Regions from separate parts of the Homo sapiens genome. Here region 2 is linked to region 1. A link is an interaction called in ENCODE POLR2A ChIA-PET data of the cell type or tissue named here. Cell type or tissue: CD4-positive, alpha-beta T cell. All regions are shown on one strand. Each heading gives the region's core, and the rest is flanking DNA. Links, peaks and the distances in the headings are about the cores only. Region 1 overlaps UBR4 (ubiquitin protein ligase E3 component n-recognin 4). Region 2 overlaps UBR4 (ubiquitin protein ligase E3 component n-recognin 4).

Region 1 (14,359 bases), core at 1-5,000:
CCTCCACTCCTGGAGCCCAGACCAGCCTCCACTCCTGCTGGAGCCCAGACCAGCCTCCACTCCTGCTGGAGACCAGTCCAGCCTCCACTCCTGCTGGAGACCAGTCCAGCCTCCACTCCTGCTGGAGCAGGCCAAAAGCACCCCCTGGAACCTGTCCCAGACCTCATGGCTGCCGTGTCAGCAGCTTGTCTGGGGCTATGGCAGAGCCACTGGAAGCACCCCTGTGCAGACACTAGGAAAAGCTCTACTAGTGAAAACAAGATGTGTTTGGGCTGGGGCCCACATCCTCTGAGGCCTTTGCAAGAAATAAAAAAATGCAGGGCAGACAAAAATAAGCAAACACTTTGTAATGAGCTTTGGTGACTCCACCTTTGCAGGCCAGAGCAGCAGGCCTCGGGTGGGCTTCTGAAGGCACCAGGTCCACTCTCGCTGCCCTGAGGTGTGATGACGGACGTGCTGAGCCTCCCTGAGCCACATGAAGCAGCGAGGCCGGCCTCTGCACAGGCGGCCCCATGCCACCAGCTCACCTGGCTGCTCCTCACGCTCCCTCCTTGCTTTGCTGTCTGGATGAGGCTGCTCCACTTTATTTCTCACAAGGAGGTGATGTAATAGCGAACAGACTCCTGAACACCTGAATCAGTCTCTCGGAGACCAGCAGAAAGTGGGCAACCACAGACACACAGCAGGAGCAAGCCTGAGGCATTCCCAGTATAAGGCAGAAGGGTGCCAAGACCAAGGGTCTCCATCGTCCTCACTGAACTCAGCTGGACTTCACCTGGGGCATGGGTGCCTTCCTTCAGACTAAAACAAGTTCACTAACAGTAAGAAAAGCTACTAGTTACTACACAGCAGGCAGATTAGCTCGTGGAAACCTCAGCACCCTCCCGCCACATAGATATTCCCATTTGACAGGTGAGGAGACTGTGGACACAGCAGGCAGTGGAGCTGGGATCTGAACAACAGAGTGAGTGCCTGGCCGCGCTTCAACCAGGCTGCTCCCCACCCTGGAGCCACGCCAGTCCCTCAGAAGCCCGGTGTCCCCAACACAAACACCAAAGTATGCTCGTGCAAGCCAGCACATGCATGCTCTGGCCTGCCAGGGCTTCCAGCTGGGCCCTTGCCACAAACGCCTTTGTCTCTCCAGCTTAGTCCAGGCACGACACTCATGGCTGCTTGTGGCTGTTCGGTCCGAGGCTCTGGGGAGGGATGTGAAATCCTGGCTGTGGAAGTCTACAGGAGCCCAGAGGCCACCCTCAGTCCCAGATGATCTGGCTTGAGGAGTGAGCCACAGAAACTGGACATCCAGACAGGAGAGGCCGACGTCAGTTGGCCGAGTGGCCCGCAAAGAACGAAAGGAGATGGGCATGAGCGAGCCCTCCCTCCCACGAGGTGAGCCTTCTCCCGAAGTCTGGGGAGAGGCCCTCGGGAGTCCTGCTGCCCACGTGTGTAGGGGAGCAGGTCTGAGGCCTCCAGGAGCGGCAGCCACAGTGGTCAGGACACAGCTTCGGAGGCACAAACCTGACAACTCCACAGCCCCTGGCTGGGAGCCCTTGGGCAAGCGGCTCTGGCTCATGGGCAAAGAGATTAGAAATAAGATACACTGGGTGCTTGGCAATGTCAATAGCAGCCACTCTCTTTATCCTGATCCTAAGTCTGCCCCAGGCCCTCTCTTAACATGACAACCCTGGAGAGAAGTCACCAAGGGATTCCCGATTCACAGCAGCATGAGAATGTCAAATGCTCCCCAGGCCTCTGTGGTCCAACAAGACTGTGCCCTACTCCGCGAGCCTTCCTTCAGCCGAGGGCTAGGAAAGCTCTGGGCTCCACGTGTCTTTGGGTTCCAGCTCTTAAGGCCAAAAAATTAAGAGCAAGGCATGGGCTTTGTTTTGGGAAAAATCAGAGCCATCCAATGTGGTGCCCCAACTTGCTGGCCAAGAATAGACAGGTTGCACTTAGCGCTGACAACAGGCCTGGAGACAGCGGGTCTGACATGAGTCTTCCCGGGCTGACGCCGGAAATGGCTGTGCATTCAAGGGAAACCATTTGGCCTGCGCCACTGAGGACGAGTTGAAGCAGCAGGCAACACCTTCCTTTTCAATGTGTGTTAAGTCACTTGTTTATTTCTCAAGATGTGCACACTCAAGTATGAAGCTGGCCGGGACAACTCATGGCTCCTAGGTATGTACAGGCCCTTTGATGGCTTGGGTTACAGACAACCTCATAGCTGGTGCACCACACACACGAGATAAAACAGGAAGCCTAAAAACCCCAAGCCACACCAAGAAAAATGAGAGAGGGGAGGGCGGGGTAACAATGCAGCATCCCGCGGAGGGAACTTAATGCACAAGGAGGGAGAACAGAGGGTGGAAGGCAAGCCAGCTTCGTCTTCGCCGCCGCAGCTGCTGTGTGGTGGTCAGGGGACTGAGTTCAACAGGTCCTTCAGGAAGCTCTCTGGATCGGTGATTTCTGATAAAAGACCTGCAAAGCACAACGGGCAGAGGTGTGTCAGGAGCAGGCATACAGCCCCCATTCCCCCTGAGTCACAGCTGCCGCATCTAGCAGAGAACACACTGCGGTCCGACAAGCTCTGGCCCGGCTGCTCACTGGACAGCAGCATGACCGGGGAGGTAGTCATTGAGCAAAACCCTGTTCCGCAGGAGGAGTCCTGTTCCAGAAGCAGGCACTGCTGGAAGGTGTTTTTGTTCTCACATTTGAATAGGGTGTGTCTGATGTTCTGAAATTTTCTAACAGCTTAAACAAAGTAATAAAGTGGTGCTGTCAAAACCTGACCTAGGAGTGGAAGGCACGGAGGCTCGCTGCCTGGCAAAGGCTCTGGCTCTCCCTGGCTGCAGGCCAGGGGTGCTTGCCAGCAGCTCAGGGCTGATGTGGAGCTCGAGCCCAAGGGACCCTCCTTCCTCTGCCCACCTCCTCCTCCTCTCACTAGCTCCAACTTCCACAGTCACAGTGACACAGGCTCATGCAACAGGCACAGGGCCCAGCACTGAGGACTTTACCAGCCCACCTGGTCCCAGGGCTGACTTTCTGGGAAGAACGCGAGGCATGTGCTAAGGTATGATGCTGGTGAAACATCTAGGCTGAAACAGAGCCAGTGGGAGCCGTAAAGAGGTGGTGGAGTTAACAAACACACAGAGGTGAGCAGTGTTAGCACAGGCCCGCCCAGACGCGGAGGCAGGCACCAGGTCGACGAAGACCATCCCAGCACAGAGCTTCCGCTGAGGACACTGCAAGGGGCAGCCAATGCGGAGGCACAGAGCTGTTTGGGAAAATCGGTCAGCTGGCTCTGAGCTGGGAAGAAAGAGGAATTCACACTGAGCAACACTCTAGCCCTTTAGTGGGTCTCATTCCCAGAGGATAACAAGATAGAGAAAATGTTAGCAGAGGCGTTCTCCTAACAGTGGGATCTGGGGGGAGTTTGTTTTCCTGCTTCTTTATACTTTACAAAATTCCCACAACGAATGCCATAAAAAAATGAAACAAGATCATAAAAAAGAGCTGGCAGGTTTGGTTACCTGTGCGTTGGCTCTGGGGAGCTGACCTTTGTAGGGCGGGTGCTCTGATGGGGGCTGTAATGCCGCGGCGCCCACAACCTCACAGGGCACTGTCTTTTAACCCTAGGTGGATTTCCCAGGCACGGGCCAAGTCACCTCCCCCTGCTGTCACTTGGTGCTTGGTTATGAAATACAAACCAATTCTAATGTGTTTGTTTGCAATTAGAATGACAAATTTGTTACACAAAGAATTTCAATTTTACTAGCAGTAGGATAAGGAATTGTCTGACCACGTCTCCCACACCCACAGTTCAGAGCGGCCCTGCTGGGTCGCCCATGCCTCCCTGGGGTCAACTGTGACCTAAGACGCAGGAGGAAGACAGGGGCATTCCAATTTGCATGTTAATTCTCTGAACTGCCATTAAAAAACAGACTCAAACAGGGATGCTATCACTTTCTAGCTATGTTCCCTTGGCCACTTATTTGATCTTCAGAGCCTCATTTACCCCATCTATAAAATGGGGATAACCAAAGCTCCTGCCTCATATAGGGCTGCCTCGAGGGCTGAGATCACATACAGTGAACAGCCCATGTCGGGGAAAGAGGGGGTGCTCAGTACATGTTAGAGCTGCTGTTCTCGTTATCGGTGACTTGCTATTTACGCATCTTTCCCAGGGCTTTCAGTGGCAGCTGACAGGCTGGTTCATACTGCGTTTCCTCTGGTCGTGAAGATAAAGCTACGGATGACCCACGGAGGAAGACATGGGGCTTTGCTGCGGAGGATCTTTAAAAGAGAAAACCTTGACACTAACCGGCCACATCGAGGAACTCTGAGAAGGTCTCCACTGGCATGAACTCCTCCTGGAAGGTTTTCAGGGCTTTGTCGGCAGCTTCGTAGATGGGCATGTCGTTGTGGCGGATGTACTCAGCGAGAGAGCAGGACCAGCCTCCCTCTGTGTTACTGGTAGGCACCTTCTACGAGAATCAACAGGAGACAAGAGAGGTGGGTGACTTACTGCTGCCTCATCTTCCGCCTCAAGTCAGTCAGGCCATTTCAACCCCTCAAAGGACAGCCCTCCCAACCTACACCAAAGCATACCAACAGGCACCCTAGAGCGTGCGTTTTGTCTCCAGGAACGACACAATTTCACTTCATTCCTCTTAGGCCCTCCTTATTAGGCACTGTGTCACCTGAAGCTACAGGCTCCAACAAGTGGCTGCATTCCCTCCCCGTACACTTCCCATTCGCATTCCCCAGAGCAAAGGGACTTGTCAATGTGCTTCCATGAGCTGTCTCATTCCGATGATGAAAGGAACCAACTCAAAAACTCAGATTCTCTCCGGAGAGGAGTGTCCTGTTATAAGCTGGCTGCGGTAAGTCAGACTCACTCAGGGCAACAGAGCTTATCCCAATAGCACGGCAAGAGCAGCAAAGAGAGACCCGGCGGGGAAGGTCTTCCTGCACAGCCGAGTCTGGAGCAGGCTCGGGAGCAGGTGACAGGAGTGATCTCAGCTACAAATGTGGGCCAGGCACAGTGGCCCATGCCTGTAATAGCAGCACTTTGGGAGGCCAAGGCAGGCGGATCACCTGAGGTCAGGAGTTTCAGACCAGCCTGACCAACATGGTTAAACCTCATCTCTACTAAAAAAACAAAATTAGCCGGGCGTGGTGGTGCCTGCCTGTAATCCCAGCTACTTGGGAGGCTGAGGCAGGAGAATCACTTGAACCCGGGATGCAGAGGTTGCAGTGAGCCGAGATCACGCCATTGCACTCCAGCCTGGGCAACAAGAACAAAACTCCGTCTCAAAAAAACCAAACCAAACCAAACCAAACAAAACCAAACAAAACAAATGTACCTCACAGACACAAGGCTCCAGGCTGCCAGTGTCAATCCCTCCCACAGTTGGGGTTGTTTGTTTCTAGGAAAAAAGCGCCCCCAGGCCCAGCGGAGGAGCAGCCATGTGGGTGCTGAGGCAGAGTCAGGGACAGGAGTGCAGACATTTTACACTCTTGCCAAAACCCACTGGGCCTCTGACAGCCTCCTTACCTTAAACATGTTGTAAATGAGATCGACGAGGGCCCAAAAGAGAAGGGAAGAACGGTAAGCGGAATAGTCCTTCACTGCCTTATCTGTCAGCCTGGAAAAGAAAATCCAGTTCCATCACATGAAGTCCCTAGGAGGATACTCACAAGGACAGAGCAAGGCATGCTGGGAGCAAGGGAAGAGTCACAGTGGTGTATGCATCTCGGAGTTCCAGCGACTAGCCTTCTGCTTGGAAAAAAGCAGCTGTGGGCAAGAACCTCTGGAGCCCTGGGACCCAGAAGTTTATTGGTTACAAAAATGCTCCATGAAATTCATCTGATTCTCTCAGTGCTCATCTTCCAGATCAGGGTAAAATGGAACCGGGGGAGACATCGCCAGGGCAGACGTGGCAAATGCAAGGCTAGTGACTTAAAGAAAGGCAAAGGATTCCTATGTATCCCTTGTGTTTGGGCCCCGACAAGCTCTTGGAATTTGATGGAACCTAATAAATGAGGTAGGAAACAAGGTTTTAATTCAGTCTTTACATTCCCACTAGGAGAAATTTCTTAAAAGCCAGCAGACCTAAACCAGTCAAACACGGTAACTTGTCAAACATGTGCTGTGTTAAATGGCAGCAAGCTGCTAGGAAGTTGGTATCAAGCAATGGTAATGTCTAAGATGGAGCATGCAGCCACCCTGACATCACCTAAATCCTGGGATAATCCAAGTTGCTCACCACACCCCATTGTTTCTAACCAGTATCGTTGCTACTTAATCCAATGATTCAGTTCAGGATTAAAGACCAGCCAGTTCCTTGGAATATGGGGAGCGACAGGCAGGGGGAGACTGCCTCTAACAATGTCCACTGCCTTCTCAGCAGAATTCTTGGTTTGAGGTTTGAGGAATGATTACACCAGGTAGAGCCAGTATGAAACACAGAAATATCAGGCTCCCCTCGGCACAGACAGTGAAATATCAGTGTCAGGATTCAGTTTCTACCACCCAAGCTCTACGGAGGTTTTGTTTGCCAACAGCCATCACATCTGTAATAAGTAAAGCCTAGGTGAGCCCTTGTCACAGAGTATTCTACACCTCAAAACACACTGGAACACATCCCATGACTAAAGGGACATATATTAAAATGTTTAGTATTAAAATGCATGGGTATATATAAGAATCATAAAAATAAGAAACATAGATGGTATTCATTATAGAAGCTAAAACTATATGGGCCTCAAGTGAAGGGGCTGCCTAGCATGAGACAGGCTATCCACACCTGCATTCAATAAATAACTCGCAAAAAACAAATAATATTAAATGGGGACAATTCCCTCTCTACTGAAATATGCTTCCTGTGGCCTCCCTCTGCCCCAGTACCTTCCCAAGCCCCCACTTTCTCTCCCGCATACGTGTGATGATGCTGCAGCCTAAAGTCCTGGAAGGTGGACCCGTGGATGAGGACAAGAATCCATTTCTCTGCAGCTCTTTACCCTGGCAGACAAGATAACAGATCAAGTTCTGACAGACGCCTGAGAATGTCCCAGGCTTTGTACTTGCAAGTTCCTGGCAGAGGAACTTTTTTTCTGAATGTCAAGTGTGCAGAAGAGGCCAGCTTCTGCTGAGCTACATTTCTGTGTCTCTGCTACTACCCCTTACCCCATGACTTACAGGACTTAGGACAAAGCCTGCCGCCAGTGAGGCTGCCCCAGCATCAGGATGATATCTCTACACGCCCTTCCAGCCGCGGTCTCTCCCCCATGGGTCTCCTCCCAGTATCGGGCTAACCCACAGTGCCTTTCCTAGTCTGCCTGATGAGTGCCGGGCTCACGGCCCCGGACCACGGCCGTATTTGGCCCTTTGCTGTGGCTGTTGTGCTTTGGTAAGCAGAAATCCTGAGTGACCCTGCCCAACTTAATTATTTAAGGCCAATTAGTAAAGGTGACGAAACTGCTACAGAGAAAACAGCAACTCATGAATGTAGTAGCTCACACTGGATTTCCTAATTAAGCTGTGACCAAATCAGCTTTTCCTGAACTGCCTGGGACAATAATGAATGCTAGTCTCCTAAGTGAGAGCAAAACAGCTCCTGTGGGTTCAGATTGCACACCCGCCATGGAGAGACTGTGCCCAATAAATGGCCACTCTATTTGCTGTGGATGCAGCATATGGATACTGGCCAAGCCTGACTTATCAACTTAGTATTCTCAAGATCTAACTTTTGATTTCCAGCAGCTAGTTAACTATTAATTCAGGCTCTTGGGAAATACTGGAAAGTGATATGTTAGGAATGGGGGCAGGGGTTACCTAGGAATCTAACAAGACGCCCCCTCCCACTCTCCAGTGATGATCTGGTACAGGCCAGATTCAACAGGACAGCTCCAATCTGGTCTCTCTGGGAGCGTGAAGTGCCCACAGACCAGCAACGCTTGATCAATCAGGGCTAATGGAAATAAAGACACCAGGTGTGCCAATGAGGGCACAGGCTATTTTCCACTTGGCTTGTCTTTATCACGGCCCTAAAAGTTTCTCTCTGCTCCCTGGATGGCCTACAAATGTGGACATGATCCCTCGAATCCTGGGCTAAAGCAGAATCACAAAAATCACAAACCCGATCTTCCAGAAATGAAGCAGAGGCACATTTCACTCGAGGGACAGAAGCAAAATGCCAAACCCAGAGCCTGCTCCGTAGCTCCCCAGGAAAGGTAGAGACTGTGTGGGGCCATTGGCAGCCTGAGTGGTACCCATGGGGTCTCCTCTGCGCACAGCAATCCATGGGGGTCCTCAAAGAGATGCTGTGGTGGCAGTTTCCAGCTGTTTCTCTTGAGACCATCTGTCCCAAATCACAGCCCAAGGTCATAAATCAAAGACCACTTCCTTTCTGACATGCTCTTTCTTGGGGAGGTGTCCACACGTATAGGAGAGTGGTCTAGAGGAAGAAAGGTTCATGGAATGTGGGACGCATGGGATAGGAATGTAACCAAGAAGAGAGAATGAAGACGAGTTTTTAATTATTAGAAAATACCCCATGTGGCCACACTGAAACTTTCCTGGCTTATGCCAACACCAGCAAGATGTGGAAAACCTGATTACTGTTCTTAGCCCTGATCATCTCATTGGTTTTATCACCCTGTGCCTGGCTGCCTTCCTAACATTTTCTACAGTAGGTAAGACTGGCTCTACCTTTCTAGTAGCGGAACAGAAAACCCAGAAATGACCAGGCAACCTGCCAGCCATCAGCTTAGACTCTTGACATGACAGACTGAGAAGGGAGAAGGGCTGGTGTCAACCACCGCAGTCACAAAGCATGCCTTCACCTAGCACGTGCGTACCACTAAGCAGCTTTTCAAAACTGATGATGGGAAATAGTGAGCAGCAGCTTCCGGAAGCAGGTACTGACCTGGTGGCTCCACCTGGAGCCACTGCCCGAGCCTGCGAGGTCACCAACAGCCTCCGCAAGATTTCCACACGTGTGGCTCTCCACTGCTCAGGGGGCAGGATGTGAAGGGCCAAGACTGTGAAATAGTAGGGCCCGTCCACTTCAAAGGCACTCTCCACCCACTTCTCCTTGGGCTGTTCCAGAAAGCCTTGGAGGTTCTTCTCTTCTCGGGAAGTTGCTCGGGTTCTAGAAGAAAAGCGGCATGATAAAATAAAAGCAGGGTGGAAGCAGGACCCGGCAGCAAGAGCAGGAAGAATTTGCTCAATTTGTCGTTGTCTTGTGACATTTGCTGAACGCTTGGATGACTCAACACTCCCCACCCATCCTTGCCGACTACTCCCACTTCCTCTGATAATCCACGCCCTTCGTCCCCTTCCAGGCCCTTCTTCGCGGCATCTTCCCTTCTTCCCTGGCCCCATGTCTAGCTCCTACCCCAGCTCTAATACAATTCCAAGCAACTACTGGTTCCTGAGCACCATATATCAGGGACGTTCACAATCTCCCCAACATGGAACTGTGCTAGTAACTCCAGAGGCCCAGAAAAGTGAAGTGACTTGCCCAAAGTCAGCAAGCTAGTGAGTGATGGGGCCAAAAACATGAATCAAGATTCCCTGGTGGGTCCACAGCCTGACTCCCCCTTGCTCCACATAGTCTTGTTATGTTATGTTTACATGGTTTGCACTAAATGTGCATGTGGTTCCTTTCCTAGGCTCCCTCTTCCGGTTTGTCTTCTTCTGATCTAGGATCCTCCCGCCTTCGTTAGAACAGCCTCTTCCAGATGAGCGCTGCTTCTTGTCCTCATGCGTCCTAAGTTGCAATGATGATGATGATGATGACCACACCAGACTCAGTGCCAGGCACTGCTCTAAGTGCTTTACGGGATTATTTCACTTAGTACTCACAAGAATGCTATGGGATAGTGCCACCACTATCCCAATTTTAAAGAAACAGAAAACTGCAGTACAGAGGAGGTAAGGATTCTGCCCAAGTCTCACATCGTGGAAAAAACTGTGTTCTGAAGCCAGGTAGCCTGTCCATCTTAACCCTACCTCCTTCTCCACGCTGAAGCTTTGACAAAAGGTCACGGAATCAGCACTGAGAGGTGACTTAAGTCCTTCCTGATGACACGCTTCTGGGTACACTCTCTCCTTAGATCCTGAATGGTGCTCTCATGCCATGAATGCTTGATGCCCTATCCTAACTCCATGGGGCACTGGTAGGGAGAGGTGGGGACAAACACAACACTAGAACCGGGAAAAAAAAGTTACCAGGTCTATAGGTGGCACTGGCACAGATGCTGGACTCTGGGAAAGCAGGAGGAGAGGGTGCAAGGACACCCTGCCTGCTTCTGCTGCCTGCAGATGGGCATGGATGGATACATTCAACTTGATCTTCCAGCCCTGTAGGGAATCTGAGGCTGTTGGCTGCTGCAGGATCTGCTCAGGCTCTGGTCTGGCTTACGGTGGCCATGCTGTGACATACTTGCCTCCATAAACAAATATTCCACCAAAGGCACTCAGCCCCACTGTGACCAAGCTCCCACCAATGTCAATTGGATAGCTGTCGACTGGGAAGCAGTCTGGGCCGAGAAGCAAGGCCTCTCTGTGAAGCTTCTGGGTCAGCCTCTGGCTGACCAAAGAAACTGTGAGACAGCCAATTCCCTTTCCAATGAAGGGACCTGACAATTACAAATGTCTGGCTTGTTCAGAAACATACTGACACCTAGTCACCCAGGGCTCTGTCCAGGGCCCCAGGAACACTGAGAAGGAGCGAAATTTGGACAGTGGGAAGGTCTGCGCCATCAGTGCTGCCAGGTGCTGCTCCCGCCAGTCTAAGCAGTTCAGCAGATGATGTAATGCACTCTGATGTCAACCTGCCCCTGCGTGTTTTAACAATGAAGCCTGTGGTCTCGAGGTCAGCCTTTTAACTCACAAGGAAATGGGAGGGAAGGAAAAGATAACATTGTTGAAGAGAAAGAACTAGAAAAGACAAGAGACAGATTGTCCTGTTGCCTAAACTGTGCTGCAGCTACCCGGGGTGAGCTGTACACAACCTTTCAACAGGGAACCGTAAGCCTCTTGCTAGGAGATGGGGCCTACAAGCATGAAACAGTGAATTAAATGGAAGAGCTAAAGGATAGTCAATCTCCTAATTTTTTTTTCTTTGAGACATGGTCTTGCTCTGTCACACAGGCTGGAGTGCAGTGGTGTGATCACGACTCACTGCAGCCTCAACCTCCTTGGCTCAAGCCATCCTCTCACCTCAGTCTCCCGAATAGCTGGGACTACAGGTGTGAGCCTGGCTAATTTAAAACAATTGTTTTTTTCATTAAGACAGAGTCTTGCTATGTTGCTTAGGCTGGGCTCAAGCAATCCTCTTACCTTGGCCTCCCAAGTGCTGGGATGACAGGCGTGAGCCACCGTGCCTGGCCTAAGTGCTTCTTTAAAATTACACTTCCAGGTACCAACCTAACTGTCCCATAATGTGCATATGGATAAAACTACCAATCTCTTTTTTTTCCTGGCTGCCTTCCTTGTCGGTTGACTTTCCCAGATAATCTTGAACATTCCCTTTCCCTTCACACTTGCCAGAAGCATTACCCACTGTAGAGAAAACAGGGATAACAAATCCAGTTTTCCATTTATGAACTGGGTCCTCAGCTCTGCTGCATCCCCTTGATGGGAAACCATCACCTGTAACAATCTATATGCCCTTGACTAATGATGTGGGCACAGCTCCGACCTGTGGCCTCCCCCCATTCAAGAGAACAGTCTGGAAAGTAGAAGTAGCCGCTGCATCGAAGTAGAGGCTTCAGTGGCCTGACTTTTCCCACTTCCTGCTCCCCTGTGAGCTGAACGTCAGTCCAAGGATGCGGTCTTGGGCTGCCCATGGTGGGAGACAGGGCAGTTTGGGGGAAGGAAGTTCCCTTTATTGCTTTTTCTGCATGGCCCTAAAAGAATGCAGATGAGCATCCCCACCTCGGCAAAAAGGCTGCCTTAGGCCAGACGCTTGCTCCGGAACTAGCATGAGAGGCTATGAAAAAGCTGAGGGGATCTCGGGCAGAGGGATGCAGGGTGGGTCTGCGAGATGCCGCCCCTGGGACACAGGGTACTGACGTGTTCAGGACGTAAAGCACAGTGTGAATGATGTACGGGATCAGGTGGATGTTGCTCTCCCGGCCGCCCCCGCCAGTGTCTGCGCTGAACGACTGCTCCATGGCGAAGCGCAGGAAGAGCAGTTTGATGTCATGGATGTTGAGCTGATACGTGGGCTCCCGCTGGCCTGTACATTCCTGGAGGTAAGTGTTGTGTCTAGAGGGAAGCAGAACAAACAATGAAATGGAAGTGAGTTCCTGGTGAAAACCCAGTTTGGGAGACAGAGCCTCCTTCCAGTACTCCCAGGCCTGATGGCTGCAAAGGTTTGCAAACGGAGACAAGAATACAAGGGAAAGTTGAGGCCAAGGCTGGGGCCAGCAGGACGACAAGGCCATAGGACGTTTTCATTTCTGCAGTGACTGAACGTGACACTCGCCAAGTTTTGATGAGAGCCCACCACTCTTGGGCGCCCATTTCTTAATGAACTAATGTTGTAGGACATACCGTGGCTGCATGTGGAGTACATTTTGGAGGAAGCAATGTAGAACTCATCCATTCTGACTGACAAAGTGACCTGTCCATAAGAATGAGCTCTTCAATCTCCAAATAAAAGGGTTTTTTGTTTTTGCTTTTGTTTTTCCTATGTCAATACACATTCCCATCTATCTGGGCTGTGCCTCTTATTAACTGGGTGACCTCGAGCAAGTTGCTCAAACTCTGCATCTCATCTGTACAATGTATACAAGAATACATGCCTGGCCGGGCACAGTGGCTCACACGTGTAATCCCAGCACTTTGAGAGGCCGAGGCAGGTGGATCACCTGAGGTCAGGAGTTCCAGACCAGCCTGGCCAACATGGCAAAACCCCGTCTCTACTAAAAATACAAAAATTAGCTGGGCATGGTGGCAGGCACCTGTAATTCCAGCTACTTGGGAGGCTGAGGCGGGAGAATCGCTTTAACCTGGGAGGCGGAGGCTGCAGTGAGCCAAGATCACGCCACTGCACTCCAGCCTGGGTGACAAGAGCAAAACCCTGTCTCAAAACAAAAGAATAGAGGTTAAGCATTTCAACATGCTCTCCATTGTCACTGCCAGCTGCCTGTTTTATGACAGGCATCTTTTTATCCCTGAGCTTTGAAATAGGACTTGGGGTGGGGCACCACTCCACAAGGCATCAGCAAGACATGAGGACCTCACAGATGCTTTAGCTATTCTTATCTGGGTTTTTAGGACCAGGAAGGCCTTCTAAGGAGCCCAACATCCCCCCTGCCACTAAGCCACTTTCGTATTTAAACCTCAGAGCCACACACTGTAGAAGTGAACTCAGAAATTCTGGCCTCAAGGACCAAGTTGGCCCCACATCTTCTGTCATAAGATCAGCAAAGGAATAGTGAAGACCCAGAAATTTCATCTGGTACCCTGGAAGCTAAGGGTGCTGGTTCCTCCCACCCTGTGGTGGGCCATGTCAGGTCACCCCTTGAGTAAGCCTCCATCCCCCACCCTGTATGCTCTGGACAGCTCCCCAGTCAGCAAGCAGACAGACATGGATTCCCAAGGAAGGTAACAGGAAATGGTGTCACCAGGGGATTGGGCTGATAGCGGGTCTTGTCCCATCCCCTGCAAATCCCCTCCATTCCACCATGAAAAATACTCAACACTCACCTTGCCAAGCAAGTGGCAAAAGCTGATTCAGGGACATGAGGTCCCCAGACCGGAAGGAGCCCGTTGCACTTGGTGTTGGCATTCTGCAGGGCGGCACTCTCCCACTCTTCCCGGCCTCGAGCCAACCTGGATAGGGAGGAGAGCAGGGACAAGCGACTGCTGGCATTAACGTGGCAACCAGGCACCTGGGCGGGGGGGCGGGGGTGGGGGTGGGGGCATGCCAACACTAAGAAGTCAGTCGGCCCAGGCTCCTGACCCTGCGAAGAGAATTTGCTATTTGTAGCCTCAATGTGGTACACACTGGCTTTGCTGACTCAGGTAGGCAGGGCTGTTCTCACTAGCCTTGGGCCCAGGCCAAAGCATATTTTCCTATCATTCAAATAACTGCTTGGGGACCTATATGGTGTCAGGCAGAACACCCTACTCTCCAGAGACTAAGGAGCAGATTTAAAACCACGAGGATGGCAGTCCCACCCGCTCCAGGCCCACAGGCAGGCCTACTGAAGGAGCCATTCCGCAAGAGCCAGGGCCTACCTGACGGCAGCCAGATGGCAGTCGTAGTGCACAATGTTGAAGTGGGACACGGTGCTGTAGCCCTGCTGTTTCCGGGGCTTATTCTCCATCTCCTCCAAG
Region 2 (15,503 bases), core at 4,781-9,780, 60 kb after region 1:
TTCAGGGCGCTGCGCTCATTCTTCTTGGAGACATCCTGCAGGCCAAAGCGTAAGTCCAGAAACCTCTACTTACTCGATGCTTGAGGCATCCTCTGAACAAGATCCCTTCAAGTCAAGCCCATCAGCCCTAAAATGTTCCTCAGATTGAATCAGACACAAAACAACCCCCAGTATATCCATGGACTATACTTGGGGTACCTAGAGCCCGATACACTTAAGAGGCCATATTAAGATACGAACAACTAATTTAATGTTCTCACCTCACTGAGCACAAAAGGGCCATGAGGGTAAGAACTTCATCTTTGCCCTCAACTATGCTCAGGGTCCAAAACTATGCTCGGGCCAAAGCAGGCCCTGAATACGCTTTTGTTGACTCAACAGAATGCAGCCCTCAGTGGATGGTTACCCCTTGAAACGAGGTGAAGTTCCTCTATGAAACGAATGGGAACCTGAGAAAGGATCTCAGCCAATCCTGTTTCTCACACAGTCTGCCTCTCAGATTTTACCTTTTTATCCATACCCAACTCAGCAATAAGCTGGGAGAGCAGGTTGTCTAGGGCCCCCTTGTCTTTCTCATCTTCTCCATCCAGATCTGTAGTGAGCATTAGAATGACCTAGAAGTCAAAGACAGAAAACACAAAACCCAATTTCCTAAAGAAGAACGACTTGAAATACGGGGTGTTTCAGAAGAAATCCTAATCTTCCTGACATCCCTATCAATCATAACTGTAATCCATTATAGCGTTCTAAATTCCAGGTATCCAAAGCTTCAGTGTTCAGAGTCAGAAAAGTCAAATTCTGATATATGCCACACTTGACATTACAAAAAAATGTTTTGTAAAAAGTTTGTAAAATTAATGGACTAACCTATATTATATCCAAGCAAGTAGCTTGAGAAAGGGTGGTACACCAAACTAAGAATTAAAGAACAGTTTTGCCTCTGAGGAAGACAGCTAGTGAGTGGAAGAACAGCTATTGGCCCACACTCTAATATCAACATAAAGACTAGAGACTCAGAATCTCAGAAGTGGGCTTTTGCACTGGCTCTGTCAATAACTACCTGGATGAACTTGTGCATTTAAAAAATTCTCTGACCCTTAGCTTTCTCATTTATAAAATGAAGAGCTATAATTTGTAGCTCAAAAATTAGATTTCATTATTCTGTGGCCTAACACCAAACGAAGGCTTCCAGGTCCTCTGGAAGAGAGATGTGGGCATGCTTAAGGACGGTCCAATCATGACCTGACAGAGATCCAGGTGAGCTAAGAGATACCTGCATGTATGGGATGGCCCGGACACCGCCAACGTTTCGTAATTGAGGCAGGGTCTGCAGTAATCTCTCCAACAGCATTAGACGGACCATGTGCAGCCTAAAAGGGTGGGGAAAAGATAGAAAATATGAGCTGTACTCCAACAGGACACAGCTGAATACAGTTCCCTCCCCAACCCCACCCTGCTACCAAGGTCAACAAGAAGCCTAATGCTTAGGAACAATCTCCAGCATTAAAAAAAAAAGTTAAGAACTGCCTAATCGGTATGCCAGTCAGCAACACAGAAGGAGAGATCCCACTCTGTTAAAAGAAAGTGAAACTATTCTAAAATACAACTGATGGCACTGAATTAAATCCTACTACAGGGAAGTTCAAAGTATTTCCCAAGCCTCCAGGCCCTAGTAGTTCTCAGTTTCAAAACCAAACCTCCAACTGCAAGATTTATGGCTTTTTTCTAATATGTGGCCCTATTCTGCCTCCAGACATTATTTTCTAGAATTCTGCTATATACAAATTCTATATCACCCAGCTGCACAGTGACCCAGCCCTTTCTTTCTCACGTTTCCCAAATTCTTATAAAGTCCAGTCACTGCTCTACTCTCTCACACCTTGTCCACCATCTTCCTAATATAATGTTCTGTTTCAATGCCACACTGTCCTACTGGACCCATGAGTTTTCCCGTATAATCAACTGGCCATTACCTAGCCTTCATCTGCAGATATACAGCTGACCTTCTGTACTAAGTATGTGCCCCTGGATCTCTAGCTAATATGCTGATTCAAGAGGATGATGAAAATTAATTAAAGTCCTACTGACAATTTGGTTGCTAGTCTCACCTAATACACAATCTCATACAGATTAAGAATCTAGTTGCTGAATAAATCAATGGATTCACTTTCATAATTAGCAAATGGTCCTTGTCTCATTTTTATCTTCAGATTATTTGTAAGAAACCATATACCTATTTTTTTTAATGTGTGATTGGCATGTGTTACATATCTTAGCAGGTATCCAGAATATTGTCTTTTTCTTTTCTTAAAAACAAAATGTTTTTAAATACAAAAAAGGACCAAAAAAATTGTTTTAAAGAAAATAGCTGGACATGGTGGTGTGCCTATCATCCCAGCAATTCAGGAGACTAAGAAGGGAGGATTGGTTGAGCCCAGGAATTCAAAGATGCAGTGAGCTATGATCATACCACTGCAAACTAGCCTGGGCAACAGAGCTGAAGTGAGCTACTGTCCCCAGCCCAGAATATTTTCAAAGTAATACAAGTCTGGATGAAAGTACAGGGTCTAGGGTTGGGTGTGGTAGCTCACGTCTTTCAACACTTGGAGGCTGAGGCAGGAGTTCAAGACCAGCCAGGGAAACATAGCAAGACCTCATCTCTACAAAAAATTTAAAAATTAGCCAGACGTGGTGCCATGTGCCTGTAGTCCTGCCTCAGGAAGATCACTTGATCCCAGGAGTTCAAGGTTACAGTGAGCCATGATCATGCCACTGCACTCCAGCCTGAACAACAGAGCAAGTCCCTGTCTCTAAAAATAGAACGAATGAAAGAAAGTACGGGGTCTTACGTGAATTATAAATTATTGTCATTCTAAAAAGAACTCAAAGGAATGAGCTAACTGTTCTTCAGAATACCACGCATGTGTCTGTTAATAATTAGCCAAGCTAGGTGGGGACTACAAACGTTTAAGAATTGCTCAAAGATGAACAAGGTACAAGTGAGGAAAGGTGAGATGACAGCAGCAGTTCAATAGTTTGAACATAAAACATAAGACGGCTTTGTTTTGAGATGGATTAATATCTTCAGATTTGGAGAACATACAAGTGAATACACACACATGAAGAAAAAAGTCAACAAAATGAGCAGAGTCTAGACTTGGACCAAGATCACAGCAGAGTATTTTCAAACATCATTCATTCATTCATTTTGTTATTTTTTTTTTGAGCCTGGGACACTCTGTTGCCCAGGCTGGAGTGCAGTGGCACAATCACAGCTCCGTGCAGTCTTGACTTCCTGGGCTCAAGAGATCCTCCCACCTCAGCCTCCTGAGTAGCTGGTACCACTGGCGCATGCCATCATGCCAGGCTAATTTTTTTATTTTTTGTAGAGACAGGGTCTCCCTATGTTGCCCAGGCTGATCTCAAACTCCTAGGCTCAAAAGATCCTCCCACTTCAGCCTCCCAAAGTGCTGGGATTACAGGTTTAAGTCATCATACCCAACCTATTTTCAAACTCTTACACAGTACTCTTGAAACTTAAAAAAAAAAAAAAAAAAAAAAAAAATAAACACAGCACCAAAAACTGCAGTTTCCTTTTCTTTAGTGACTTAAAGTAAAATTCTGTTTTATTTAAAATAATTCATGTTTCAACCAAGCAAAAACTGAAAATAAAACCAAAATTTTTAAAAATAATTCATTAACCAATTATTTAATTAACTTATTCATGAAAAAAGGTTAATTTAAAACCACTATAGAGAATTCCATTGTCAATATGGCTAGGTTACCTAAATTCACCCTACTCCTAAAAACAAATGAAAATCCTAAGATATAACACCATTTTAGAAGCAGTGATGAGTCTCAAGAGATTTCAAAAAAAATCTAAAATACACTGGGCGTGGTGGCTCATGCCTGTAATCCTAGCACTTTGGGAGGCCAAGGTGGGCAGATCATCTGAGGTCAAAAGTTCAAGACCAGCCTGACCAACATGGAGAAACCCCATCTCTACTAAAAATACAAAATTAGCCGGGCGTGGTCACGCATGCCTGTAATCCTAGCTATTTGGGAGGCTGAGGCAGGAGAATCGCTTGAACCCGGGCGGCAGAGGTTGTAGTGAGCCAAGATCATGCCAATGCACTCCAGCCTGGGCAACAAGAGTGAAACTACGTCTGAAAAAACAAACAAACAAAAAAATCTACAAACACCCAGTATGTTCCCAACCATGGTAAAATTAAAATATAAACCAATAACAAAAAGATAACTAGAAAATTCCCAAATGTTTAGAAATTTAGTAACATACTTTTAAATATCCCATGGGCCAAAGACTAAATTACAACAGAATTTAGAAAATAATTTGAATTGAATAGCAATGAAAATACAGCATTATCAAAACACAACATTATCAAAATATGTGAGCTGCAGCCAAAGCAAGATTAAGATGGAATTTTAGAGAAAAATATATTGCTTCAAATATGGTTTTTTGTTTGTTTGTTTTTTTGAGACAGAGTCTCACTCTGTCACCCAGGCTGGAGTGCAGTGGCGTGATCTCGGCTCATAGCAACCTCCACCTCCCACATTCAAGTGATTCTCCTATCTCAGCCTCCCAAGTAGCTGGGATTACAGGTGCACGCCACCACACAAGGCTAATTTTTATATTTTTAGTAGAGACAGGGTTTTGCTATGTTGAGCAGGCTGGTTTTGAACTCCTGGCCTCAAGTGATCAGCCTGCCTCGGCCTCCCAAAGTGATGGGATTACAGGTGTGAGCCACTGGACCTGGCTGAATATGTATTTTTAAAGTAGGTTTAAAATACATATGATTAAATGATTTAGGTTTGTATCTCATGAGCCAGAAATAGAACAGGAACAATAGAACAATAACAACAAAAAAAAAGTAAAAAATGGTAAAAAAAAAAAAAAAAAAAAGTAAGTAAAAGAAAGGAAATAATAAAAAGCAGGAATAGAAAGCAGACATACAACAGAAAAAAACCAGAACCAAAAGCCAATTCTTTCAAATAAAGTTGATAACCCCTAGAGCAAGACTGACAAAGAATAAGTTACTATTGTCAGAAATGAAAAAAAGCAAATCACTACAGATTGTCAAGACATTAAAAAGATGAGAGAAAAATATATGAACAGGCTCACGCCAGTAAAACTGACAACTTTAATAAAATCAACAAATTCCTTGTAAAATACGATATACCAAAATTGAAACCAAAATAAATAAAAATAATTCTCTAGCATTTAAAGAATACACCTAATTTTAAATCTTCCCTTAAATAAAGTCCAGACTCAGATTACTTCACTGACTGGTGAACTTCTCTAAGAATTTATGGAAGAAATAATACTAATCTTATACAAACTCTTCTAGAGCAAGAGAAAAGGGGATCATGCCCTGACTTATTTTATGACGCCAGAATAATGTGAATACCAATCCCTGACAAAGACATCTCAAAGAAAAATTTTAAGCCTAAACTAAAAATTAGCAAATCAGGTCACATGATATAAAGGAAAATACATCATGACTAAATAGGCTTAATAATAGAAAAATCAATTAACGTAATCTATAACCTTAAACAAAATAAAGAAGAAAAACCATATAAGTGATTCAATACATGAAACACAAGAAACTGGAAATCTTGAAAAACCCATTTAAGATAAAAATCTCCCAGCAAACTAGGAACAAAATCTCCTTAATCTGATAAATATCCATAAAAAACCCTTGTGCTAACATCATACTTAATGAGAAAGTATTGAACCTTTACACCCTGAGTTTGGGAATGAGATAATGTTCATCATCATCACTTCTTTCAACATTGTACAAGAGGTCTTAGCCAACGCAATAAGGCAAGAAAAGAAAATTAAAAAGTATAAAGATTGGAACGAAAAAAGTTACACTGTTATTTGCAGGTGATAAGATTGTGGATACAGAAAATCCACTAGAATCTATCATTAGAATAAATAAATGAGCTGGGTGCAGTGGCTCACACATGTAATCCCAACACTGGGAGGCTGAGGCAGGAGGATCACTTGAGGCCAGGAGTTCAAAACCAGCTTGGGCAATAGTGAGATGCTGTCTCAACAAAAAAAAAAACTAGGCTGGGTACGGTGGCTCACACCTGTTATCCCAGCACTTTGGGAGGCCAAGGTGGGTGGATCACCTGAGGTTGGGGGTTCAAGACCAGCCTCGTCAACATGACAAAACTCTGTCTCTACTAAAAATACAATAATTAGCTGGGTGCCAGGTGTGGTGGCACATGCCTGTAATCCCAGCTACTCAGGAGGCTGAGGCTTGAGAATTGCTTGAACCTGGGAACTGGAGATTGCAGTGAGCTGAGATTGTACCACTGCACTCCAGCCTGGGCAAGAGAGTGAGACTCTGTCTCTAAAAAAAAAAAAAAAAAAAAAAAAAAAATTTAAAAACAGCTGGGCATGGTGGCAAGCACCTAGCTACTCAGGCAGGAGGATTCCTTGAGCCTAGGCATTTGAAGTTGCAATCAGCTATGATTGTGCCACTGCACACCAGCCTGGGCAACAGAGTGAGACTCTGTCTCAAAAATAAATAAATAAATAAAAATAAATAAAAATAGCTGGGCATGGTGGCATGTGCCTAGCTACTCAGAAGGCTGAGGCAAGAGGAGTCCTTGAGCCTAGGCATTCAAGGTTGCAGTTAGCTATGATTGTGCATACCAGCCTGGGCAGGTGAGACTGTCTTAAAAGAAAACAAAACAAGAAACAACAAGAATAAGTAAACTAAGAAAGATTATCAGATACATAGTCAAAATAAAAGTAATAATGAGCTCACTAGCAATTAAAAAGTTACTGGCCAAAGATGTAAGCAGAACTCAGAGACAAAGTTTAGGAAATCTGAAATTTGAAAAGTTAAGGCCAAGATGTTCTGAAGGCAACTTGACCTTCTGGCTGCCAGGACCTCACAGGGCATTTGGAATAGAAATAAAAGCAAAGGATCTTCCTCAAGTGGGGAAGGTCTTCATTTTTTTTTTTTTCTTTAGACCTCCTCTGTGGACAGTGGGGAAGGTCTTCAAAGAGAACCTCACAGAAGAACCACAGAAGGCTATACCCTCATTTTAAAAGTAAACTGTAATACATGACTTCCCTTCACACTCTTCCCTGCACCTGCACCCCCGACCCCACTCTAGCCTAGGAGCCTATAAGGAAAACTACCTAACTGAAATCTTAATACTGAGAAGAGGGGAGGAGAAAATGAATAGCTGCTGAGAATATAGTCCAGTTTATAGGTTTTTTTTTCCTTTTAATGCTTTTGTGTCCTATTCAATAAATCTTTGCCAAACCCAAGTTATGAAGACATTTTGTCTTTTAAAGGCAATAAAATGTTACTCTTTGTATTTACATCTATAATTCAACTGATTTTTGCATATAAGATCAAGTCAAGATTCATTTTATTCTATGTGCGTTTCCAGCTGACCCATTATTATTTATTGAAAAAACCCTCCTTTCCTCCATTGTACCTAAGTGTCACCTTTGTTATAAATCAGATGATCAGGTATGTGAGAAGCTGTTTCTGAACTCCAGCCCATTCCACTAATCTATTTGTCTATCTTCATACCATTATCACACTGTCTTAATTACCATAGCTTTATAATAAGCTATAATTCTATAAAGTCCTCTAAATTTATGAATTTTCTTCAATACTGCCTTGGCTAATCGACATAAATGTTAGTATCAACTTGTCAATTTTAACACATAACTCCAGCCAAAATTTATGACTAGGATTATATGGCTCTATATCAATTTGAAGACAATTATCTTCACAATGAGTCTTTCAATCCATAAACATGATGTAGTTCTTCACTTATTTAGGTCTTTAATTTCTCTTAGATTGTACAGTGTTCAGAGTAGAAGTCTTACATATCTTTCAAATTTATTCCTATTTGATGTTTTTTAATGCTACTCAAATAGATCAAGAAATTTATAAATAATTAAGCACAAGAAACACAAAAGAAAAAGAGATTCTAAGAGACATGAAGAAGAGAATATGATGGTCTCACATCTATTTAACTGAAATCCCAGAAAATAAGTGAAATAACAGAAAATAAGACAAAAAGAATATCTGATAAGATTAATAGATGAGATTTTTCCAAAATAAAAGACACTAGCCCACACATCCAAGAGTCCCAAAGACTACTAAGCAAAATAAATGTAAAGAAATAAATCACATATCCTGGTAAAACTGCAAAAATAATGACAAATGAAGATCTTAAAAGCAGCAGTAAAGACATTACTTTCAAAGAAGCAACAGTTAAAATAGGAGGTGATTTCTCATTGGAAATAACAAAAGCGAGGAAATAACAGAATACCATTTTCAACTGGGGAGGTCGGGGGTGCTGCCAACACAAAATTTTATACCCATCAAAAATACATCCCCAAATGTAAGTTCAATAAAGGTATTTCCAGACCAACAAAATCTGAGATAGTGTAAATCAGAAAACCTCCCTAAAGGAAAATCTAAATGATATCGTTTAGGAAAAAAATAATCCTGGATGGGAGGTCTCAGAGGCATAAAGAAATGTTAGGCACAGAAAATGGTAAACATATGAGTAAAACTTTAACAAACACTGACCTTATAAACTATAAAATCCTAAAGGCTTTAAGAAGACATTAAAAAAGTTAAAACACACAAAGGAGTAAAGTCTTCTAAGATCCTCATATTATTCAGGAAGAAGGTACAGCTATTAGTTAAATTTCATTTTGGATAAGGTAAGTATGCATGTTAAAATGCATAGTATAACCACTGAAAGATTAAAAACAGAGTAAACAACTTCCAAACTTGCAGAGTTGGAGGAAAAAAGGAAAGAAACAGGAAGAAAAAACTAGCAAGTCAACTCAAAAGAAGGCCACAAAGAAAAGGACACACATAGAACAAATAAGAAGCACAAAGTAATAACATACATCCATTCCAAATCTGTTAGCAATCAACATTAATTATAAATGAACTCAACTATATCAAATAGAAGACAAAAGCAGGCTGGATTTTAAATGTTTAAAGTAAATTTTTTAAAAAATCATAGAGACCAAATTAACTGAACATAAGGGAATTAACCTAGAAATCACATTAAGAAAAATGTTAGAAGATTTTTTTAAAACTCTATCAAAATATCATCTATTAACAGAACCAGAGAAATTCATCCAGAGATGTTAAGCGGCTTACGTTCAAGCAGTAGGATTCGGGGAACGTGGAAGGCACTCTTTGATGCCCCCTTTAAATGTCTCTGATGCCTGACTGCATCAGGCACCATTTTTTTTACCTGATAGAAATCATATAGTTCAAAATTCTGGGCCAGGTACAGTGGCTCACACCTGTAATCCCAGCACTTGGGGAGGTGGAGGTGAGTGGATCACTTGAGCTCAGGAGTTCCAGATCAGGCCTGGGCAACAGGGCAAAACTCCATCTCTACAAAAAATACAAAAATTGGCCGGGCGTGGTACCGCACACCTGTAGTCCCAGCAACTCGGGAGGCTGAGGTAGGAGAATCACCTGAGCCTGGGAGGTTGAGGCTGCAGTGAGCACTGTTCACACCACTGCACTCCAGCCAGGGTGACAGAGGGAGACAGTCTCGAAAAAAAAAAAAAAAATTCTGACTTACTATTTTTACACTAATGTAACAACTGCTGACCTCAACAAATTCAACAAACATTGTATCATGAGTCTTATTTTCAGGTTTTTCTTCTATTTCTCTAGTTATCTCTGGGTTAAGAATACATTCACTTCACCATCTAGTACTAAACCCCAACACAAAAATGGATTAGGATTTTATAGACCACTTTCAATTTCAAAATGCTCCACCACTGGTATTTCTAGCCATATGCATATATTTGCTATGTCTTATTTCTCCTTTACCTTACAAACATGCTGAACAAGGAGCGCTTCTAGGACACCTAATACGTATACCTAAATGTTGAGCCTCCAGCGGTGCCATTTGTAAAGAGGATGCCATATATTGAGTGTACAGATATTGATGAAACTGGAAAGATTTGAGTAAGGAAGACATGTTTTTATGACAATCACTTTACAGTTACTAAGATATTTAGAGGAGCCTTAAGAGAAATACCACTTTCTATTCTCTCCGTAATTAATATAATTCGAAGACAAAGACAGACCTAGAGCACTTCCTAAGACTTTAAACTGTTTCAGAAGTTTACACCTTTATATTTCAAAAGAAATATGCTGTTATCACTACTCTACCTCCTGCAATTGATCAGTCCTACTATTCCTGAAATAGTCTCAGATAGGCAAGCCTCTTAACTGTGAAGGACTAGGTCTTGACCTGTTGCTAGTGTGGACATCTCCTTCAGTTTCTCCTTCTCCTTCTCCCTCGGAGCCATCTCCCTCCTGGTGCCCAGTGGTGGTGCTGATGGCTCCAGTGCTTGAGCTGACACTTCCTGGTCCAGCCGGATGCCCCTCAGCTGTAGCATCGCCATAAGCACTGCTCCGGCCAGATACTAGAGGGAAATGGTTTAAAAAGCACAAATCAACTCCCAAAGCATGAAGGAACCCAGTGCATTCTAAAGCAGCAGCAATAGTTAAGACAGTAACTGACAGCATTAGACAATAACTGGTAGCATTTTTGTCTTATATGTAAAGCTAAGTAAGACCCCACAGCACTATGTTAAATCACTCTCACAGTAGCCATTCACCCTTCCCCAGTATGTAAGACCCACCTATATGAATGATCTTAATCTCAGATGCTAATACATTTCTATCTCATACTTCAGAGGAAACATACACTGATAGGGGAATCTAGAAATTATCAGCTGCTCTTCATCTCCTCTGTAAAAATTGTATCCAGTTGCTAACCACAGACTGATATGGAAGGTCAAACCAAAATGGCTTTGTCATGTTCCCTCATTCTAGAGCCCCACCTCATCAGCTAGTAGACTGTGGGGATGGTCTGCTATGTTAACACATCAGATCATTAACAATAAGATCGCTTAAAAAAAAACCCTTCCCCAAATAAATGAGGAGAAACCATAGGATAATGGGTTTCAAGGTCACATAATAACTGTTTTAGGCTAATCATGACTTATAATTATGCATATTATCGCAGTTTCAGAGAGGAAAAAAAAGACTTACGCATGTCATTGCTTTTTTTCCACTAACAGATAATTAGTAAATATCTGTAAAATATTTCAATACTAACCCCCTGAGCTTAAGCCACTAAACATTTGAAACTCGAAAACTGAGGCCAAATGAATTCCACAAGACTTTCAGAGAGTCCACAAGACTTTCAATGAGTCTCTATACCTTTTCTTTGCAAAAACCAACCCCAAGACCCAAGCAGAGATTCCTGTTTTGTCCCCACCCTCTGCCCAAGGAGACAGGACCCCCGCCATGGCACATTACCACTGTGCTCGCCAGCCACTGAGTCCACTGCACTGCCCCCGCTCTCCGAGCCCACACTACCACCGTGGTCAGCAGGAGAGGTCCGAAGGGTAGAACCATCTGTCGCTGCTGTACTGCCCTCGTCGTCTGAGGCTGGAGCTGAGAGAGTAACGAGAGCTGTTACAGGTTAAAAAACAAACAAACAAACAAACAAACAAAAAACAAAAAAAACCCCTCCTTGGGATGAAAGCATCAAACCACATAGTGCATAGGACACAATGCAGTTTATATATCCTGTCGTCAAAGAAAAAAGGGAGAGATTTGCTTTGCTGGTTAATCACTAACAGGAACAAACACTATACACGGTGCATTGCAAACAGTACTTAGACAGGAGTGAAGAAAACCCAGTTCACTGGGTATTTCCTTCACTGTTTTACATTACAGTGCAAGTAGAACAGTGCAGAGATTCAGTAAGAATCTGTGACATGGACGCTGAGTTTTCTAGCTAAAATGCTTCATGGTCACCATTGTTTAGGTGTTACTGACACCTGCTGAGAGATCTGAAACTAGCCATTACCATTCAAAGCATAGAACTCTGAATTTTAATGAGACTTGTTTTGAAATCAGTCAAGTTTTGCTTATGTTAGGAAATCACTTAGCATGAGCTCTTGAATCAACCCTGTTTTGGTTTTTTTAGCAAGTGGTCCAGAGGGGAGCTCATTGGGAAATTTCACACCTCCTAATCATCCTCATCAGATGCTAATAATGAAGCAAGGAAATTCCCCAGAGACAGCCACAGCATCCAGGATCAGGGCTGAGCTGAGACAGGAGGAAAATGCTGGATGAGATACATGGGGGAGGAAAGCCAAGACAGCCACAGAGCACAGCGGGAACACGACTGGCACAACACAACAGCAACCTCAGAGCCTGAAATGACAGCAACTAAAGAGACCTAAGAAAAGCAACAAGCCATGGCAGCAGGTGGGGCCAGCCGCTCTCTCCCTTTCTTAACTACCCAGGCTAAAACTTCCAAAAGAAAAGAAAAAAAACAAACACAAGGAAGCATCAGTCTAAAAAACTATAAATCAACCCTTAAATTACTCAGGGGTTGACCAGGTATCTCCATTTGGTCCAACTCTCTATTCAGGAAACATTTTTTTTTTTTTAATCAGATTAGGGAAAAGATTGAAAATAAAGAGAAGATGAGTTCTGGAGATTTGCTATAGATTTTAATTGTCCATAAAAACCCTCTCTCTCAAGCTCACAGATCCTGATGGTTGGTCACACTGAACAAGAATTCTGAAGTATAATCTAGCTTCTTATAGCTCTCCTTTTATTTGCAAATGAAGATAAAAAAGGTAAAAGGTATGAGTTCTATTTCTTGTCTCTCTTTTAATACTGTCTAAAATGTTAGAACTCTGACAAAGAACGCTGGAAGCTGAAGTGGAAGCCCTGTAGCTGATCAGCCTGCATGCCGCTCTCTCGGCTTTTCCGTGGGGAAGTAGCTGAAGCCAGGCAGCATGCAAAGTGTGAGGAAGCGGAGCTGTGCGCGGCGGGGCCGAGCCACAGCACTACACCCTCCACACCCATCTTTCTAAAGCCAAGGCAGAAGCAGGAAGTCCAGAATGGCCTGTCAAAGCAGCTGCCCATTACACTCTCACAGCAGTGGAAACAAGGCCTGAGGGTCCTGGGGCCCTGAGCCGTGCTCCTTGCTGTGGACAGTTACCTGATGCTGTGGTGTCAGAGAGGGTTCCTGCGTCCAGAGAGGAAGAGCTGGGTGCCTGGCCGGACAGTCCCAGGCTCTGCAGGCCCAGGGCACTGCTGCTGCTGCCTGGGAAACAAGTGGAGAGTGAGCACAACATCCCCTCCAGGTCCCATCCACAGCGCTGCTTTGGCCACCTGCTGCCCTCAAGAGTCTCCAAACACCAGCATGTGACCCCCTCTGGCCTAGAGGAAGTTAGCTAGCAGCCACTGCTGTCCACCCACCAAGTTCAGTTACAGAGATGGTGGAATGCTTCCTTCAGCTCAGGCAGGACACAGGCTGGAGGAATCTAAGATTCAAGAGGAAATAACCCAAACTGGCAGAAACTATGAGATTGGCACTCAGACTGAAATTCCCACCACATCCCTCTCACTCTCCACCTGTATCTCTGAACAGCTCTCACCCAGATCAACCTCTCCCCATATCTGGGGACAAACTAAGTCAGCTGGATATCAGTAACTGCCAAACCCTCTTTTCCTGTGCAAGGCCAATGGGCCGCTTTGTTCTTGGCATGGCCTTCTACCTTGTTGGTCCTGCTGCAGGCTCAGGGCAATGGCTAGTTCAACCATGGTCTCGTCATCTGCATCAGGTGGGATGTCCAGCATGGGGGGGAAGCCCTCTGCGCCTGCCAGCAGGGCCTCCAGGGGAGAGGGGTTGCCATTGTTGACATTTTCAGCTGTCTCCAGGACCATCGACTCAGACTGCAGAGAGAAAGCTCTGTCAGTGTCCCATGGTAAGTGGTAACTTTTGGAAGTCCACTGAATAAGAGCTAGAGGAGAGTTGTGAAGCTCCTCCTCCCCTTCTCCTGCTGCCAGAGACTCACCACCATCTCAAAATCTCCATGGTCCACCTCACTCTGTTCCTGGCTTTCCTGACGGATGTGACCACCATTCGGGATCCCTGATGACTGCATTTTCTCATCTGCATCATCATCGTCATCATCATCCTTGTCTCCTGAGTCAAAGAAACCCCAGTCACCTGAAGGTGCTTGCTTTCCTCCCTTGGCACATGGTGCCATAAGTCAGGTGGCAACAAAAACCCAAGACAAGCTACCAGCTAGCACCCTGGGCTTTAGCGGGAGAACTCCGGGGTGCTATGCCTGGCCTTGTTCTCTTACTTCTTGGACCTACAGCATCTGGGAAGATGGAGTTGGCTGCGACAGCTTGCCCCCCACAAAAATAAAATGTTCCAGCTGGTGAAGGAAACAAACTTGGATTCCAAAGGGATTTCCATAAAGGTGAGAGATCTAAAACCAGTAGGCCTCCCAAACTCACGCTAACTCTCAGGAGACCTTGGATAAGACAGGAAAAATCATATGATTGGGATCTTTACCTTTTGTCTGTCATGGCAGATTAGAATTTATTTCACTATTTTTTTCTAAAACAACTAGGTCAGTGAGATTTTCACACTACGTAATTACTATGAGAAGAACCAGAATTGAAGTGTAAAACCATTGACTGGAAACCAAGGACACCACTGCAGGTCCTGCCTGTGCCCACTTTTGTGTGAAGGTGAGAAGGCCTTCTAATAAGGAAGATGTCCAGGTGAGACTCCTAATTGTCAGAAGAGGATAGAGACCTCACCTTCCACTCGATGGATTGCTAAAGCTTGTAAATATGTCCGTTAGAAACATAAACTATCTCCACTCTAGGTTCTTGCTAGGGAAAAGAGCCACAAACTGCTGCCTAACCCAAAAGCTTAGGCAAGATAAATGATATGCAAGGAAGATTTTCTGAAAGTCACAAAGTTGTGTACAATCCTCTAGATGTGCACTGTCCACCAGCCACATGTGACTACTGAGCACTTAAAACATGGCTGTCTAAAAGGAGATGTGCCACTAGTGTAAAATACATTCTGGATTCCCAAAATGGTACCAAAACAGGCAAAATATTTCACTAATAAATTTTTTATATTGACAAGATGTAGATATAATATTTGATATACTGGATTAAATAATTAGTAAATCAATTTTACTTTTTACTCTTTATAATATTGCTATTAGAAAATTTAAAAGTACAGGCCGAGCAGTGGCTCGCGCCTATAATCCTAGCACTTTGGGAGGCCGAGGCGGGCGGATCATTTGAGGTCAGGAGTTCGAGACCAGCTTGGCCAACATGGTGAAACCCTGTCTCTACTAAAAATACAAAAATTAGCTGGGCACGGTGGCACGCGCCTATAATCCCAGCTACTAGGGAGGCAGAGATTGCAGTGAGCTGAGATGGCACCATTGCACTCTAGCCTTGGTGACACAGTGAGACTCTGAAAAAAGACGAGAGAGAGAGAGAAAGAAAGAAAGAGAAAAGAAAAAAAGAAAAGAAAAGAAAGAAGGAAGGGAAAGGAAAGGAAGGAAGGAAGAAAAAAGAAAGAAAGGAAGGAAGGAAGGA

Evidence for each region. Peaks named below come from ENCODE experiments on the same cell type or tissue, not always from the same donor. Only the 100,000 strongest peaks of a DNase experiment are listed, where the experiment ranks them.
Region 2: POLR2A ChIA-PET joins it to region 1 with 5 read pairs; 4 of 35 experiments call an interaction of 5 or more read pairs at or near these places.

What each region holds. Positions count from the first base shown.
Region 1 is chr1:19,072,419-19,086,777 of GRCh38, forward strand. UBR4 (ubiquitin protein ligase E3 component n-recognin 4) reads right to left here. Exons shown (of 106, transcript NM_020765.3): 100 at 14,261-14,359; 101 at 13,727-13,852; 102 at 12,086-12,280; 103 at 8,931-9,155; 104 at 5,558-5,648; 105 at 4,322-4,484; 106 at 2,092-2,478. The coding sequence ends at 2,414. Among named protein-coding and RNA genes, the nearest start is that of IFFO2, 120 kb to the left of the region's middle. RefSeq lists a silencer at 4,986-5,154 and an enhancer at 8,677-9,876. In CD4-positive, alpha-beta T cell, for the core only: no CTCF peak of the experiment used is centred there; a DNase peak (open chromatin) is centred at 2,233; H3K4me3 peaks cover 620 bases; H3K27ac peaks cover 1,268 bases.
Region 2 is chr1:19,127,705-19,143,207 of GRCh38, forward strand. UBR4 (ubiquitin protein ligase E3 component n-recognin 4) reads right to left here. Exons shown (of 106, transcript NM_020765.3): 56 at 13,943-14,073; 57 at 13,643-13,820; 58 at 13,084-13,188; 59 at 11,379-11,516; 60 at 10,303-10,477; 61 at 1,274-1,370; 62 at 507-614; 63 at 1-35. Among named protein-coding and RNA genes, the nearest start is that of UBR4, 75 kb to the right of the region's middle. RefSeq lists an enhancer at 11,669-12,418. In CD4-positive, alpha-beta T cell, for the core only: no CTCF peak of the experiment used is centred there; no DNase peak of the experiment used is centred there.